4 separate regions of the Homo sapiens genome follow, and all the other regions are linked to region 3. Evidence: chromatin contacts called from ENCODE Hi-C or POLR2A ChIA-PET data. All regions are on one chromosome and are shown on one strand. Each heading gives the region's core, a stretch centred on a gene start or an enhancer-like site at or near the end of the contact. The rest is flanking DNA. Distances are from core to core; before and after follow the strand shown.

Region 1 (3,751 bases), core at 511-3,010, 520 kb after region 3:
ATTAATTTCACTTGTTATCTCTACTTTTTTTTTTTTTTGAGATGGAGTCTTCCTCTGTTGCCCAGGCTGGAGTGCAGTGGCACAATCTCGGCTCACTGCAACTTCTGCCTCCCAGGTTCAAGCGATCCTCCTACTTCAGCCTCCTGAGTAGCTGGGATTACAGGTGGACGCCGCCACATCTGGCTAATTTTTTGTATTTTTAGTAGAGACGGGGTTTCACCATGTTGGCCAGGCTGGTCTCGAACTCCTGACCTCAAGTGACCCACTCATCTTGGCCTCCCAAAGTGCTGGGATTACAGGCATGAGCCACCTCGCCTGGCCTCTCTTCACTAGTTTTTAATGTGGCTCCTAGAAAATTTTAAATTACATGTGCACAGCTCTGGGCAACATAGGAAAACCCCATATCTACAAAAAAAAATACAAAAATTAGCCAGGCACGGTGGCATGCGCCTATAGTCCCAGCTACTTGGGAGGTTAGGTGGGAGGGTCACTTGAGCCCAGAAGGTTAAGGCTGCAGTGAGTTGAGACTGTGCCACTGCACTCCAGCCTGGGCAACAGAGTGACACCTCGTCTCAAAAGAAAAAAAAAAATTACATGTGTGGCACACACTATATTCTTATTAGGTATCACTGGGCTAGATCATGTCCAATAGAACTTTCTATCTATAGTGATCAAAATGTTCTATATTTATGCTGTCCATCCAGGTAGCCACTGGACACATGCTGGTATTTAACCCTCGAAATGTGGGTAGTCTGAACTGAGATGTGCCATAAGGTAACACACAGCTACTTCGGAGGTTGAGGTGGGAGGACTGTATTCTGAATCAGGTGCTGGAGAAGGCAGAAGAGTATAGGGAATCAAAAGAGATGGGCAAGCTACAAACGCAGCTCAATTTTGCACAGCTCATAAGACAAATTTCATAATGCAATCTCTTCATCTACACTGAGGGTTAGAATGCCAGGAAAATGCATAACAAATGCCCAACGTGTTGTATAGGCAGAGAGGACAACACACCCAAATATTTGAAACCATGAGCTGTAAATCTGAATCTCAAGCACAGTCTCTATTTCCCTCAAACCTTCTCCCTTGGGTAGATAGGATTATGACAGTGTTGAGAAGGTGCTCTGGAATTCTGTGAGAAACACGGGTCAAATTTTTAGTCCTGCTTCCAATATATATGTCCTCCTTCCAGCCCCAGCCAGAAAAAGAACAGTATTGTGCTTGAAAATTTATGTCAGATCACTACCCACCTTGAAATCCAGCACCTTTTTTCAGATGGAGAGCCATAAGGCATAGATTAAGGTATAAGCAGCCCCTGTAAATCAGAAGGATGGCTAAGCCTGGACAGGACTCAGATTTCATTATTTTAATTTCTGGTCTTCAGTTTCTCAAGGAGCTTTAAAAAAAGCAACACAATAATTCAAATACACTCAAGGTTGAAAATGTATTTTTTTTTTTTTTTTTTGCCCATTTCTCAGAGGTAGGCTTGGCTTCTGAAGCTGTCACCAAGGCATCTCATTGAGGGCAACTGCTGCAGCCAGTGGGAAAAAAAGGGTTTGTTTTCAACATTAAAAAAAAAAAAAAAAGTGAAGGGAGGAAGAAATTCATTTTTTCTTCCAAACCTCCAAGCCTTCACTTGGAGGATACCCACTTCATTGGCATCTTCTGGGTTAAGGAGACAAAGGTCATGTTCTGATGAGAAGACTCAGATCGAGCATAAGTTAAGGAAGTTTCCACCACCCACGTCACCTGCAAAACCACCACGTAGGAAGCACACTGTGAACCCCTGAGAGGGAGCGTGGCTGGTACATAAATCCTTGCTTTCTCTGCACGCTCCTTCTGGGACTTTTGCATTCACCGCAGAGAGTGGGAACTGTAAAAATAGACTATATGTTTCTGAAGAAGTGAAAGACTTATTGCATAATGGTGGTAAACTGTGTCTACTAGAACAGAATGACTGTGCATGCAAACATAAAACTCAAAAAATAGCTACCATTCCAGACAAATTTATTTTTTTTAAATATTCAGCCTAAGGAAAAATATGTGGCTCTATGAGTGGAGTAAAAGCTTTGCTCCCTGACATTGGGAAAGTGGAATGACATTAGGTAGTCCAAAAATCTGGCCAACATATGAGGCTAATTCACACTGACCTCTCCTCAGCTGTAAGTTTCAGGTTATTTCTCTCCTCTTTACTTCCTTTTCTCTTTGTAAGACCTACACAAAAATAGAAAGGAAATAATTTGGAAACAGAAAGTATCAATTTTTGCAGAAGCCCTGTAAGGCACAAATCTACCACTTCCTTCCTTCCTTTTCATCCCTAGGAACAAGAAGAATGAGAAAAACATTCAGACAGACACAGCTGTCAAGTAGAAGAAGAGGCGTCTCCTCAGCCCTGGCCTTTGCTCCCTGCCTTCCCCTTTTCCCACTCTCCCTCTTGCGTTTCTGTGGGGACTCTGGATCACTGCTGAACCTGTTCTCCCTTAATAACTTCTCAACTGTGGATTTGCCAATCCATACAACAAATATTTATTAAGCAACTAGAATGTGCAAGCCTGGGCTAGGTACTGGGGGATGGGAGACCACGGCAAGTGAGAAAGAGAGACACAATGATAAACAAGACATGAGAACTTTCTTAAAGGAATTTAAAATCTAGCAAACAGGCTGGGCGTGGTGGCTCACGCCTGTAATCCCAGCACTTTGGGAGGCCAAGGCGAGAGGATGGCTTGAGGCCAGCCAGGAGTTTGAGACCAGCCTGTACAACATAGTGAGACTCTGTCTTTAAATAAAGTTTTTAAAAATTAGCCAGGCGTGGTGGTGCACATCTGTAGTCCCAGCTACTTGGGAGGCTGGAGCAGGAAGATCACTTGAGTCCAGGAGTTTGAGGCTGCAGTGAGCTATGATCATGCCACTGCACTCCAGCCTGGGGAACAGAGACTCTGTCTCCAAAAATTAATAAATAATAAAATAAAATAAAATCTAGGGTTGATACACTGAGTGTATTAAGTGTTATGATAGTGTGTCATGAAACCTGAAAAATGTCCTTAGGAGAGGCCTTGTCTCAGAATGCCTGGAGGTCTCTGTGGGGTACGCCTGGTAGAAGTTGATGTGACTTTTGGGAAGCAGAAATTGTGAGGGAAATGAGACATATAAGATCATTGCCAATTCAGTGCTTCAGGTCAGAGTAGATGAGACAGATTGAGACTACCTGGCTTTTGGCCACATCCCTGAGTCTTAAGGGAAGAGGCCCAAATGGACAAAATCTTTCCATCAGTAGCCTGTCCATTGGGTATCCAGTACCCAAGGTCTCATGGTTCCCTTGCTGGTAGAATGGTTTCCTTCTCTCTTTGGGTTATTTTTGGAGTCCATATGGACATGGCACTAATATAGTGTTTTAAGCAGCTGGACAGTCCAACCAGAAGTCGGATCAAAGAAGACATACGAGGGGACAATGTATGTCTGCCATTGTGACCATCAACAGCATCTTGGTGGCCTCAGAAGTTAGAAGCTCCTTTGAAAGGCTTCTCTTCAGAAGATGTTGGCAATCTCATCCTCACAGCAATGGGGGCATCACAGGTCGCTGAACATGAGGGAGGAAAATGAGACACACTAAAGGTAGGGTTTATGTGGATCAATGAGCCTGAGGTGCTTCATGGAGCCTGTGTTCATTTATGCTCCCAAGGTTTATTGAGCATTACCTATGTGCTGGGCACTGGGCTAGATGCTGGACATACAATGACCAACCAGTCAGACA
Region 2 (4,371 bases), core at 201-2,700, 540 kb after region 3:
AGCTGTGAATATGCTTTTGAAATATACTACAGGGGATTCTCATCCCAAGATTATGGTCGTTCATGCCTCTAGGTTTAAGTGTTGCTCAATCAGCAAGGTGCTCAATTCACAGTGATTGCTGCGCATTTCCTTGTTGATCAAGAAAATGCAGAATCTCAGCGCAGACACATTTACCAGCACATTTACCATCAAAATGAATATAAGAAATAAGATTTTGATTTAAATTTTCCAGTTGCAGCAGATCGAGAAAAATATGTGCAGGAGAGGATTCCATTTGAAAAGCTCTGATTCAAATAAGTCCAAAGAGAATGCATCTCTATGTACCTAATGTTGCCTTCGAATTAGACAGTAAGCTTTTCTCGCTCAGAGCCCTTGTCAATTTGATTAAACTCACAAACATGTGACTGACTCCGCCTCTATTAAAAACACTCAAGCCAGAGAACGACTGAGAAGCGTGTGGCTTTGTCTTTGTGAGTGGGTCTTTTGGCCAAGCGATCATTACACTAGCTAAATGGGTGTACGGTTAAATTTAATACTCCACAACTGAATTCTCCAATCGCAGCTCACTGCAAAAAGTGATTTAGAATAATGCAAATTTGAGTCCAGAATCTAGAACACCCTTCCAGGCACGGAGGTTTTCCGTTTAAATGGCCCTCGGGAAATAACACTGATTTTCAAAGTCGTTTTAAAAGGCAGCTTTTGGCAGCTGCTATCTTTTGCATATTCTCTTTCCGAGATTAAAGAACCTTCAGGTGACAACACCTAGGGTAAAAGGATGGGACATCAGGCTGCAGACGTGCGTATGCGTGTGTGCACACGCGTGCAGTCTTGACTAGGTGTGGAAAAAAGGTCCGAAGAGATTCCAAAATCAAAAAAATTCCCTTGGCCTACTCCGGCCCCGAAGACCAACTCAGACCCCACCAGACAAACTGGAAAGTCTCCAAGCTCTCAGTCGCCCCAGTCGGCGGGGGAGTGAGTGGGGCCGACCGGCCTTGCGGCCCTGCCACCTTTCGGGGCGACTCGGTTTCTCCACTGACACCCCCGGGCGCGAGGTCTGGTCCATCCCGGAGTGGGAGCTAGGCAGGGACGCCACCTGGCAGCCCACTCTGGGCCCCTGGCCCGCGTTTCCCGCAGGCGCCGGCGGCGTCGGGCGCGGCCGCCGCGCTGCCATGGCAACGGCGGTCCGCCCCCCCCCCGCTTCCCGGCGCCGGCGCGCCAGCGGGGCGGGGCGGGGCGGGCGTTGCTAGGAAACCGGCGGCGGGCCGCCTCCGCGGCGCGGTCTCTCGGCTTCCACCCTTCACCTACTTCCCCTGCGGGGCCGGAGTGGGGGAGGGTCGGGGGAGGCCATCGGGAAGCCACGTGGTGGCCCGGGGCCTCGCGGCTCATTCTGCGTTGCGCCGTCCCTTCCAGGTCGAGTTGACGGCCTTTTCCCCCTTGGCGTACAAGTATTGAGTCCCGCGCCCTGGGAGGGAGACGGCGCTCAGCAAATTTAGATGAATGCAACGCTTCAACGTGGGCTCTCGACCTCTGGTCCCCCATCCCCTGCCGGCTCTATTAGGACAATGAAGTCCCCAAACTCCACTGGAGGGTTCTTCACCCACTCTTCTTCCCCTCCAAAGGAACCATCTCTTGAACTTCACGAAATCCAGGAGCAATGCTAAGCGTTTTGTATACATCACCTCATTTTCAATCCTGTGAGGTGGGAGCTGGGAACTTCATTTTAACAGGAATAAAATGTGGCCTACAGCTGGTTGGGGTGGAGCCAGGACTTGAAGTCCAGTTGTGCTTATTAACTTCAAGTGTCTGCCTTTTTATAATGCTCAAGTTCGTCCTCTCAGCTGCCTCTTGGCTAGCCCAGCATCCCCCTTTGCTGTCCAAACACCCACACCAGCCAGGACACACTGTCTGGAACATGGTCTGACAAGGGGATTAAAAACTTGAAATCAAGGTTGTCCAAAAAATCTGGGGCATACGGTTTATGTTGATGTATCATTGATAATTTACAGATGTCCCACTCTGTAATGTACTACCAGAATAACCACTTATGATCATCAAATTCTTAGGAAATGAAAATCCAAACCAAAGACAATTGACTCATGGTAGGTACTCCATTCTGGGCTTTAACATTTTTTTTTTTTTTTCTTGTAAACCATAGCTGTTCACTAAGTGTTTTTTTTTTTTTTTTTTTTTCTTTATTTCCTTGTCACTGACTTGAAGCTCGAGAGTGTATTTTCTACTAGGGAACTGTCTTGGGTTGCCAAGGATTTGCGTGCAAGCAATTTATTAAGGAAGAGCTTCCAGGAGAAACTAGAAAGGGAAGCAGAATAGGAAAGAAGCAGCCAAGCAAGGGAGCAATTTAAGGTGAAGTTCCAGCCCCAGCAAGATCCCCAGCTAGTTCTGGAGCATAAATTAGAATTTATCCCAACTTGAGGCAAGGGAGCTGGGGTTTTCATAACCCTGCACCAATTAGTCACTGGCTATAGTCTTTCCTGGAAAGGGTGGGGGGACAAAAATACCTAGCACTTCTGGTTCTGAGGTGAGTCTGGGTGAGTCTAGGCACTTAATTTAGACGCGTTAAGTGAGTCTAGGTGCTTAATACCTCTTCTGCAGTGAAGTGGCTCCTATAGATTAAGGGAAGGAAGTTCTCTGAAGGAAGGGGTATGAACCTTTAGGAGTAAACCACTTAGAAGCTGGGGCTAGGGGCAATGAACTGGAAAGGGGGATATGAAGGGATCTGGGCAGAGCACCAACAACACCCATGACAGTCCACCCCCTGCACCACTTAGATCCACATGTGCATTAGTTCGTTCTCAGGCTGCTATAAAGAAATACCTGAGGCTGCAAAATTTACAGAGAAAAGAGGTTTAATTGGCTCATGGCTCTGCAGGCTGTACAGGAAGTATGGTGGCCTCTGCTTAGCTTCTGGGGAGATCTCAAGAAACCTTCAATCATGGTGGGAAGTGAAAGAGAAGCAGGTACATCCTACATGGCCAGGGCAGGACCAAGGAAGAGAAGGGGAGATGCTACACACTTTTAAGCAACCAGATCTTGCCATAACTCACTCATGAGAACAGCACCAAAGGGGAAATCTATTCCCATAATCCAGTTACCTCCCACCAGGCCCCCACCTCCAACACTGGGGATTACAAATCCACATGGGATTTGGGTGTGGACACAAATCCAAACGATATCAACATGCTTCTCACGTCAGTTTCACTTCATCATGTCACAGCTTATTCAAAAAAGACAGACCATAGATAGCCCTTGCTGCTGCAGCTGGTCCTAAGACAATAACATATTCATCATCTGTATTAGTTCCTTCTCATGGTGCTAACCTGAGACTGGGTAATTTATGAAGAGGTTTAATTGACTCACAGTTCAGCATGGCTGGGGAAGCCTCAGGAAACTTACAATCATGGTGGAAGGGGAAGCAAAGACATCCTTCTTCACATGGCTGCTGGAAGAAGAATGAAAGCTGAGTGAAGGGGCAAGCCCCTTATAAAATCATCAGATCTCATGAGAACTCACTCACTATCACTTGAATAGCATGGGGGAAACCACGCCCATGATTCAGTTACCTCCCACGGGGTCCCTCCTGTGATACTTGGAGATTATGGGAACTACAATTCAAGATGAGATTTGGGTGGAGACACAGTCAAATTATACCATAATCTTTCTTCCCTATCATCCATTCTAGATTCTCCTCAACCTCAACTAGCCCCCCATTTTTTTTTTTTTGAGACAGAGTCTCACTCTGTTGCCAGGCTGGAGTGCAGTGGCGCCATCTTGGTTCACTGCAATCTCTGCCTCCTGAGTTCAAGTGATTTTCCTCCCTCAGCCTCCCAAGTAGCTGGGACTACAGGCGCGCACCACCGCGCCTAGCTAATTTTTTTTGTATTTTTAGTAGAGATGGGGTTTCACCATGCTGGCCAGGATGGTCTCGATCTCCTGACCTTGTGATCCACCTGCCTCTGACTCCCAAAGTGCTGCGATTACAGGCATGAGCCACTGCGCCTGGTCCTCAACTAGCCCTGCTGCCAGTGTAGGTGGCTTGCCCAATGAAGTGACCCAAAACGTCATCTTTGAGGGATCTAAATTCTGTACTACCATGTCTTTATTAGGTAATGGTTTTTGAGTGGAAAAATGTTCCTCCCTGTCCCATTATGTAGCAGCAGCCCTACTTCCTTATAATAGTGGTCAGTTACCCCTACCATTATATAACTGCTTTTTTTTCCCCCTTCATGGAGTCCAAAATAGGACAGTAGCTGTAGTTTTGTTTAGTGGGACTCTTCTTGTGTCCACTGGTGCAAAGCATTTTCCTCCAGGAACTAGAACCTCTAGACCTAATGCTCTACAATTGTGAGGACAGGA
Region 3 (4,396 bases), core at 1,807-4,306:
TTAAAACAAAATAAAAGGAAAAGAAAAGAAAGAAAACCAAACCAAAAACAAGAAAAAAGAAAAAAAATTGCTGATATTGCCACAAATCATTAGAAATCTCCTGACATGCTGAAACCAAATGGTCGTAAGTTCAAAACAAATCAGTGACTTGTTTTTAATTTTTTGTGGTTTCCTTTTGCTCTTTCTGCCCCTTTGCCGTCCGATTGGTGATGTTATTCAAACAGGACCGGATCCCTGCTAAGTGCAGGAGGGACCCTGCCGCTTCTTTCATCTCCTCATCATCGCTCTCGGGGGGCTTTTCGGTGCGTCTCTTTTTGAGGGGCAGTGTGTCGCTGGGGACCTTCCTGGCCTTGGCGAAGTGCTGGCGCTTCTTGTGCTGGGATGCGTACCCGCTGTCCCCCAGAGAATCCTTGGGCTCCTTCTGGCTGTGCTTCCTGTCGTCCTCTTCCGTGTCGCTGGGGCTCTCGTGGCTCCGGAAGCTCCCCTCGCTGCCCTCGCTGCCCTCCTGGCTCCCCTTGGTGGCAAACTCATAGTGGTCGTCGGCTGAGGAGGAGGAGGAGGAGATGGAGTCGCTGGTGGGCGAGGTGCTCCGGGCGTTGGAGGACTTGGCACTGCTGTAGTTGTGATCCTCCTTGGGGTCTCCGCTGACCACTGGGGAGCCACAAGATGGCTCACTCTCAGTCCGCATCCGGCAGCTGGTGATGCCATTCCTGCAGAGCGAGGACAGTGGGGAGGGACGGGAGACAAAGAAGGGACACAGTTAGACGTCCTCAGATGGGGGCACCCGGCAGCCCGCCTGCATTCAACCATCAGTCCCTTTGTGTTCAATGGAGCCACTCGCAAACTGTGGGGGCAACAGGTGGATCTGCTTTGAAGGCAGGGTCCTAAATCCTGACACCTCAGTCTCCCCTGCTTATCTCCTATAATGGCAGTTTCACTCCATTTGTGTGGCTGAGACGTCAAAACAACAATCTTCTGAAGCGACAGTGGTGGAGGCTCCATCTCTTACATTAAACCATAAAAATCAAGCTGTGCTTGGTTCGTGTCCCCGCCAACACCACAGAGTCAGACACCGCCAGACGATGTTGGCTGGGTACTTCAGAGAAAAAAGCCTGCTCTCGTCTGAAGCGGCTACATTAGGAGGCTTTTGTCAGAAGACTAAACCAGTGTTCAGCAAAGATACCTGCCATGTGGTGACAGCTACTCACTCATGCATTCCCTCCCTCGTTCATGCAATCTACAAATACTCACTGAGCGCCTAACAGAAATGCATGACCTTAGGGAGGGTTCTGGGGGAGGGACACGGGGTTGGATCGGATATAGACACTGCCACAGCGATGTTGCAGCCTAACAGAGAGGCAAGCCAGGGTCGCATCACAGACCAGAGGGCAATAAACTACGACTTCCCGAACTCAACACCTGCCAGGCGCTCTGCTAAGTCTGTGCAGAGGACCATGTTTAACTCCGTAAGGTGGATATTAGCATCCTTATTTTACAGTGGCTCGAAGTGAAGCCTGGAGAAGTTCAGTGATGTACTTAAAGTCACACAACTGATCACTTGCGGAGCAGGGACTGGAATCAAAGTCTGACTCTCAGACTTGAGGTCTTAGCTACATCACCAGACCGACCCTCCTTTGTGATTTCCCTATAACAAGGTCCCTGCTACCCATGCCTATAAGGCGTCTGTAGCACTCATCACACCTCTGATTATTTCTTTGTGTCTTTACATCTGAGCGATGTACTTTCCTTGTGCTTCCTTATCGCGAAAGTGGGAATAGTAACTACACCTGCTCCCCGTGGGTGTGGGGCTGAGGACACGAATTAATGCCTGCAGGTGCCTGGACCACGGCTTGGCCTGACAGCAATGGCTGTGAAGCTTATTCCTGGTTAGGACCCATGCTCCTTATGTCTGGGAGGCAGCTGCCTGTCTGTTAGTGCCTGGCGCCCAGCCTTCAGAAGGATGAATACTTGCAGGAGAGGAGGGTCACTTGTAGCTGAAGGGGACGAAGGGTGGACGCCAGGGAATGTTTTGTGGAAGACAAGGCATCTGACCTTGGACACAAGGGCTGAAGAATTTGGCAGGGATGGGAACTGTTCTATGGCACCATGCTGGCCCGGTTTCCTGTAAGCTCATCTACCTCGTGATCCATTTCTAAGAGTTCTGGGGAACATGACCATACTTTTCCTGCCTAGATGACCCCAACTGTAAGTACTCTTACATCCCCTCCATAGAGGGCACTCCCCACCATCATTATGAACTGTGTGGTCATGTGTCCCATTAGAGAGCTAGCTCCATGAGACAGGGTGTGGTTACTGCTAGGCCCCCAGTGGCTATCGCCGTGTCAGCACGGTGGACACAGCAGATAAACTGAGGAAGTGCGGCACAGGTGGAATCACGTGGCTGAGAGCATGAAGCTTGGGAAATGACTGTGGGTCTCCACCACCATGACTCACCGGGCACACGCTGAGGATACGGCACTGGTAGAAGGGCTGTGGGGTCAGGACCACCAGTGAGATAACAGTAGTGACAATCTCTACCCTGGCTTTTCTCCTGTCACCCTCATGGGCCTTGAGGCTCAGGGAGACTTCAGCTGCATCCCACATAGAAAGTGAAAGGGGAAGGGAAAGAGTCCCTAATGAAAAGGGTGCAGTAGGGAGTGAGGCGAAGGAGCTGCTCTCCTGGGGCCCCAGGGCCGGTGGTATTTTGCTAAATTTAGGCTGGGGGAGAGACTCCGTACTGTCGTGTCCACCAGCAAAATGTATGAGGGTCATTATCAAAACTCAGCCTTTGCTAGATGTCCGAGAGCCTCCTGATGAACCCCAACACTTACAATGTGTGCATTTGTACACGGAAGTCCCAGTGAGACCCAGAAGGGTCCCAGCTTGTGTCCTGTGCTCCGTGATCCCAGATACACACCACCTCCCCTAAATCCTTACAGACAGAGCCTGGCTTGCAAGCCACACACGCCTGTGCTCATATCCCAGTGTTGCTTACTGGTGACTTTGAGCAGGCTGTTTTACTTCTTGAAGACTCAGCTTCCTCATCTACCTTGTGGGGCTGCGTGAGGATTAAATGAACTGTCCTGAGCACAGAGCAAGGCTGTTTGTGGTGCCTGATCATGTTTTTTACTTGTGGTCCGATTCCTGCGACTTCCTGCTGCTGTGACTTGTTCACTCTGAGCAGTCTTGTTTTCTCTTTCTATTCTGGATCGGGAGGCGTATGGGAACCCAGCACCAAGTCAGAGGAAACAGGCCCTTCAAGAGGAGTTCCTCCAGGGCTTGCCTGTGAACACAGCCCCTGAGCTTTGGGGTTTGGCCTCCTCCGTATCTGTTTTCTGCAGACTTCCTATTTCTTGGCTGTGTCTTGGGTGCATAAAGATGGCTGGGATAAGATTACTTTGAGGTGTCACCAAATGTGAAACTTGGTAAATGTAATTAATCATACAGCTAGCTATTAATAGTTATTAGAGCAAACGAAAATGAAAGTCTCGTTGTATGGTCCTTTTAATTTTTGCCATTTGAGGGAACTACTGTAAAATACAAAAATAATTCACCCACTGAACTAACATCAAACAGTTTCATAGTAAATCTAAGTATACTTGAAAGAGTAAAGTGGGCTATATTTAGCTTTTAATAAATGGATTCAGTTCTGAATGTTTCTTTTAAAAAATAACTTGGGGCTTACAACTCACGTCACTACCACAGTTAAGCAGAACATGATCCCTCTCTGAACACAGATGGGGAGAATCACGAGTGGGAGAGTGAGAAATAAAGCAAGTGCTCCACAGTGCTGATTCCTGGTGAATCTAGGTGAAGGGTCTGTGCTATTCATTGTGCTTTTCTTTCCCTTTTTTCCTAAGTTTGAACATTTTTTAAATCAAAGTTTTAGGGAGGGGGAGAAATACTCTAGAACCAAAGCAATGATGTTAAACGTGAGCTCCACACTATCATAAGAGGAATGGTTTCGAGCCTGAGAATGTCTCTTTCTTTCTTAAACAGGGAGATTAGCAGCATTAAAGAGGGGGATCCAAATGGAAACTTTCTTCTTAAAGAGATCCCATGGATTAAAGGGAGAATAGAAAAGAGAATGATTCCACAGCCCCTGATTTGATGCTGTGTGGGGCAGAGTTTCCGGTACCACCTAGAATCAGACTGCATGCCAACAGAGTCCATGACCCAAGTCCCTATTGGAACACTGGCCTACTTAACCCATTTCACAGAAAAACAGAAGCTCAGAGAGCCCCATGGTTGTTGAGTGGGGTGGCCCGGACAGTCTCAAAGATGGTTCAAGCAGGAATTCAAAATATCTCCCTGTCACTCCTGAAGAAGGAAGTTTACTGTGATGAAGACAGAAAACCAATACATCCACTGATAATATTTCTGGATGAAAACAGGT
Region 4 (4,074 bases), core at 258-2,757, 550 kb after region 3:
AAAGCATATGAAGCAAATTTCTCACAGTTGCAAATAAAGGCACTGTACTCATTAGTACAAGTGACAAAAATCCAACTCAATCAGCTTTATGGAGTTAATTGGTTCATGTACCTGGGAAGTCTGGGGGTGACCACCTTCAGGCATAGCTGTATCAAGTGGCTCAAACAATGATAAGAGGGCTCTGTCTTTTGACTTTGATTGACTTCACTCTCAAGCAGAATCTCTCCAATCTCTCCAACACGGCTGCAAGGACCCCTGTCTGGCATCTTCAGCCTCCTGTGTTCTTTAGATCTCTGCATCCTAGGGCAAGGGAGAAGGACACTTCCCTCCACCCCTACCCCTACCCTTAGCTCTCAAGCAAACTCCCTATAATGATTTTGATTCACTTTGCTTGGGTTGCATTATATCGCAGCAATGGGGTGGGGTCACACTGTTGGCAGCCTTGCCAACATCACACAAAATGGGTGAAGTGGTCATTACCTTCAGATAGAAAAACAGGAGACAGGCGAGGCGCGGTGGCTCATGCTGTAATCCCAGCACTTTGGGAGGCCGAGGTGGGCGGATCATCTGAGGTCCAGAGTTCGAGACCAGCCTGACCAACGTGGAGAAACCCCGTCTCTACTAAAAATACAAAATTAGCCGGGCGTGGTGGCACATGCCTGTAATCCCAACTACTCCGGAGGCTGAGGCAGGAGAATGGCTTGAACCCGGGAGGCGGAGGTTGCTATGAGCCGAGATTGCGCCATTGCACTCCAGCCTGGGCGACAAAAGCAAAACTCCATCTCCAAAAAAAAAAAAAAAAGAAAAAGAAAAACAGGAGACCAGAGTAACATTTCACCTCGTCATGAACTTTCCCTGAGGGACTCTCATGACAGCAGAAAGAGGAAGCACGTGTCCTCTATCTAACAACCACAACCACCATAGTCTCATTCAGCAAGATTGACCCCCACCTTCCAGTTGGCCTGGGTTGAACAGGTGCCCAGCATTAGATCCAGAAGCCAGGAGAAAACAGCCAGATGCAACAGGCACACCCAGTCCCTGAAGCCCTCACTGGTCCCAACTACCCCAGGCCCTACCAGAAGTATCTGTGGAGAGGAGGGATGGAGGCGTTCAGCCCCCTTCTCCACTCCTAGACCCCCAGAGCAACTTCAGGGACTCATTTCAATAAGTATATTCCCAATTTATTTCTTTTTTTTCTCCCAGATCTAAATGATCATCATGATGGTGATGGAGGAAGCAGTGATAATGATGATGATGATGTCATAAAACTAAAATTATTGAGCACTAAGTACTGGTCAAGATGCTTTAGATACATCAGTTCATCGAATCCTCTCAACAACCTTGTTTTACAGGTGAGCGTTTGAGGATGGGTGATAAGGTCTCGCTGTGTCCATATCCAAATCTCATCTTGAATTGTAGCTCCCGTAATTCCCATTTGTGGTGGGAGGGACCTGGTGGGAGATAATTGAATCATGGGGGTGGTTTCCCCCAACTGTTCTCGTGGTAGTGAATAAGTCTCACGAGATCTGATGGTTTTATAAGGGGAAACCCCTTTTGCTTGGCTTTCATTCTCCTTCCTGCCGTGTTTGCTTCCCCTTCCTCCATGGTTGTGAGTTTCCTGAGGCCTCCCCAGCCACACTGAACTTGAGTCAATTAAGCCTCTTTCCTTTATAAATTACCCATTCTGGGGTAGTGTCTTTGCAGCAATGTGAGAACGGACTAATACAATGGGGAAATTAAGAAATGTACCCAAGGTCACATCTGGTAAAGGAAGAATGGGGCTTTGCACTCAAGCAGTTTCTTAACCAGTCGTGAAGATTCTTGTTAGTGGGGCACTTATGATGTGCCACATGCTTTACGTGAATTATCTCCTTTAACTTTCACAGTGGCCCAACAATACAGTGCCTATTATCATCCTTGCTTCATGAAGAAGAACACGAGGTTTAGGAGGGTTCACCCTCTCAGTCAAAGTCCCTGAAGTGCAGAACTTGGCCAACCCCACAGTGGACTGGCTTCTGCTAGGCAGTTGGGAGCCACTGCCATCTCCAAACAGCAGGAAGAGATGCTCAAAGCTGTGCTTTTGAAAAATCAATCTGGCAGTAGTGGAGAAGATACACTGTCTTTTCTCAGCTCAGCATACCAGTTGGAAGGCCTAACCACAGAGCCAGCAGGCGGCAGAGCTGGGGGTTAGATCCCACATCTACCTGATTCCAGCACCCTTGCTCGAATCCCCCAAACCTAGCTGCTTGAGGCCAGATGAAGGCTTCCGGCTTCACAAGTGCCCTTCCCTCACTGCGGGTGCATTGGCACCTCACTTCCTTGCCACACTTCCTCTTGTTTTGAACCACTATATTGGCTCATCTCAGCAGCAGACAGTTCCTCTGAATAGAGTATGCCCTGAAAAGTCAAAATCTACCACCAGCTGGAGCTGGTAAGGCTGCAGTACTTCCTGTTGAATCGGGTCTTGGGGCCAGAAACCACATTGTTATTTATACCCGAAGCTCTTTATTCACGGTGCTTTACAAAACAAAGAAGGGGCAGCCCCCTGTCTTATGGAGCCAGCAGACCCCAGAGATACAGAAGACAACAGACAATAATAAGCCCTCTCCCCTCTCCTTAAGCTGTAACTTCCATCCTGCCTGACCAGTCCCTGCCACTGCCCCTTTGTTTCTTCTATTACCTTCCTCTGAGCAGTCTTATTATGGAAATAGACTCCTAATTAACACATCAGGTTTCCGCTTTTCCAAAAAGTCTCTGAAATTGGCCCGTTTCATGATGTTGTTCACTCCAAACACCCCCTGCTATCTTTATTTTGTTCTGCTTTTCATCCTGGCTTATATCATTTATTTCTTTGTATTGAAAGCTTGTCAACTCATGGGACCTGGCATGTATTAATTAGGAGGATGGTCTGGAGCCCGACACAGCTTGATGGAAAGCCAGTCTGAGGGGGGAATTAGGCAGAGAATCAGAAAGAAGCTGAACCAAGCAGCAGAGGGGTAGATGGCTTAAGACCATGACCCAAATTTCAGACCCAGGGTGACCGACTGTCAGCCTTCTGGGCTGGGATTCTTCCCTTAAGCTAAGACAGTCTTCACTTTGTGCCATAAAAGTGCACGTCAGGTCTCACCTCTGTGCCGTTTGCTCAATGTGTACCCCCCTGCCGGGATGCCCTTCTTTCTCTTTTCTACCTACTAAGCTCTGCTGCTTTTCAAGGCCAAAATGAAGTCCCATCTCCCATAAAAAGCCTTCCGCGGCTCCTCCAGTCCTGAGCAACCTCCATTTTCATGACACTCTTGCAGGATTTGTAGCACATAATTTAGGCCTTGCTTATGTAGTCTTCTTAATGAGAACTGTCTTAGTCTCTCCAGCCACGTCAGAGAGAAACAGAGTTCAGGAAGACATAGGTTGAATAAGAAAGAAGCTTGTTTGCCCCTCTGGGGACAGCAGGAGGAGAGGGACAAGCTCAGCAGGCCCGTGCGATTGCACAGAAGCTGGCCTCCAGCGTTGCCCAGACAATCCCCAGCTGTTTTTTAAAAACATTACCAAGTACACAAATCTCTGCTGTTACCAGCTGGCTAGAGTTGCCCATGTGAGAAGCAGCTCAACTGGAAACCAGTGTCTGCAAGTTGAAGGGCGTGTCCTTGGATTTTGGACTCATATCTGAAACATTTATTCCTTGTTCTGCCCACAGGTCTTAATACGCATGGGGAACACTGTATTGAGGGGCTCTGTGCCCTCTCCTGAAAATCCTTTGTCCATTTCTGAGTGTCCTTCCCTTGGCTTCTCTCTTTTTTTTTTTTTTTTTTTTGAGACAGAGCCTTGCTCTGTTGCCCAGGCTAGAGTGCAGTGGTGCGATCTCGGCTCACTGTAACCTCCGCCTTTCAGGTTCAAGCAATTCTCCTGCCTCAGCCTCCTGAGTAGCTGAGATTACAGGCATGCGCCACCACACCCAGCTAATTTTGTATTTTTAGTAGAGTCGGGGTTTCACCACGTTGGCCAGGCTGGTCTCAAACTCCTGGCCTCAGGTGATCCACCTACCTCAGCCTCCCAAAGTGCTGGCATTACAGGCGTGAG

The links. Hi-C counts contacts between places; a loop is a spot of excess contacts on that map. ChIA-PET counts read pairs that join two places held with the same protein, here RNA polymerase II (POLR2A). Pooled maps may share reads with other maps.
Region 1: a pooled map shows a loop between it and region 3 (5-fold over the local background). The contact joins two enhancer-like sites. A Hi-C loop is called at or near these places in 1 of 168 maps with a recorded cell type or tissue (naive thymus-derived CD4-positive, alpha-beta T cell), 2 of 37 single-sample maps with no recorded cell type and 6 of 50 pooled maps. POLR2A ChIA-PET finds 5 or more read pairs at or near these places in 1 of 52 experiments (OCI-LY7).
Region 2: a pooled map shows a loop between it and region 3 (8-fold over the local background). The contact joins two enhancer-like sites. A Hi-C loop is called at or near these places in 7 of 50 pooled maps. POLR2A ChIA-PET finds 5 or more read pairs at or near these places in 2 of 52 experiments (OCI-LY7 and activated T-cell).
Region 4: a pooled map shows a loop between it and region 3 (2.7-fold over the local background). The contact joins two enhancer-like sites. A Hi-C loop is called at or near these places in 2 of 168 maps with a recorded cell type or tissue (CD4-positive, alpha-beta memory T cell and naive thymus-derived CD4-positive, alpha-beta T cell) and 10 of 50 pooled maps. POLR2A ChIA-PET finds 5 or more read pairs at or near these places in 1 of 52 experiments (activated CD4-positive, alpha-beta memory T cell).

Annotation. Positions count from the first base shown.
Region 1 is chr14:89,679,396-89,683,146 of GRCh38, forward strand. No RefSeq gene overlaps it. Among named protein-coding and RNA genes, the nearest start is that of FOXN3-AS2, 110 kb to the left of the region's middle. Within about 2 kb of position 1,761, at least 8 of the 41 ENCODE cell types and tissues checked have a DNase peak (open chromatin) inside an H3K27ac peak, as active enhancers do.
Region 2 is chr14:89,700,486-89,704,856 of GRCh38, forward strand. No RefSeq gene overlaps it. Among named protein-coding and RNA genes, the nearest start is that of FOXN3-AS2, 130 kb to the left of the region's middle. RefSeq lists a silencer at 1,180-1,239. Within about 2 kb of position 1,451, at least 26 of the 41 ENCODE cell types and tissues checked have a DNase peak (open chromatin) inside an H3K27ac peak, as active enhancers do.
Region 3 is chr14:89,162,260-89,166,655 of GRCh38, forward strand. FOXN3 (forkhead box N3) reads right to left here. Exons shown (of 6, transcript NM_005197.4): 6 at 1-710. The coding sequence ends at 155. Among named protein-coding and RNA genes, the nearest start is that of TRA-AGC15-1, 190 kb to the left of the region's middle. RefSeq lists enhancers at 2,732-3,663, 2,908-2,957, 3,158-3,287. Within about 2 kb of position 3,057, at least 9 of the 41 ENCODE cell types and tissues checked have a DNase peak (open chromatin) inside an H3K27ac peak, as active enhancers do.
Region 4 is chr14:89,718,649-89,722,722 of GRCh38, forward strand. No RefSeq gene overlaps it. Among named protein-coding and RNA genes, the nearest start is that of FOXN3-AS2, 140 kb to the left of the region's middle. Within about 2 kb of position 1,508, at least 14 of the 41 ENCODE cell types and tissues checked have a DNase peak (open chromatin) inside an H3K27ac peak, as active enhancers do.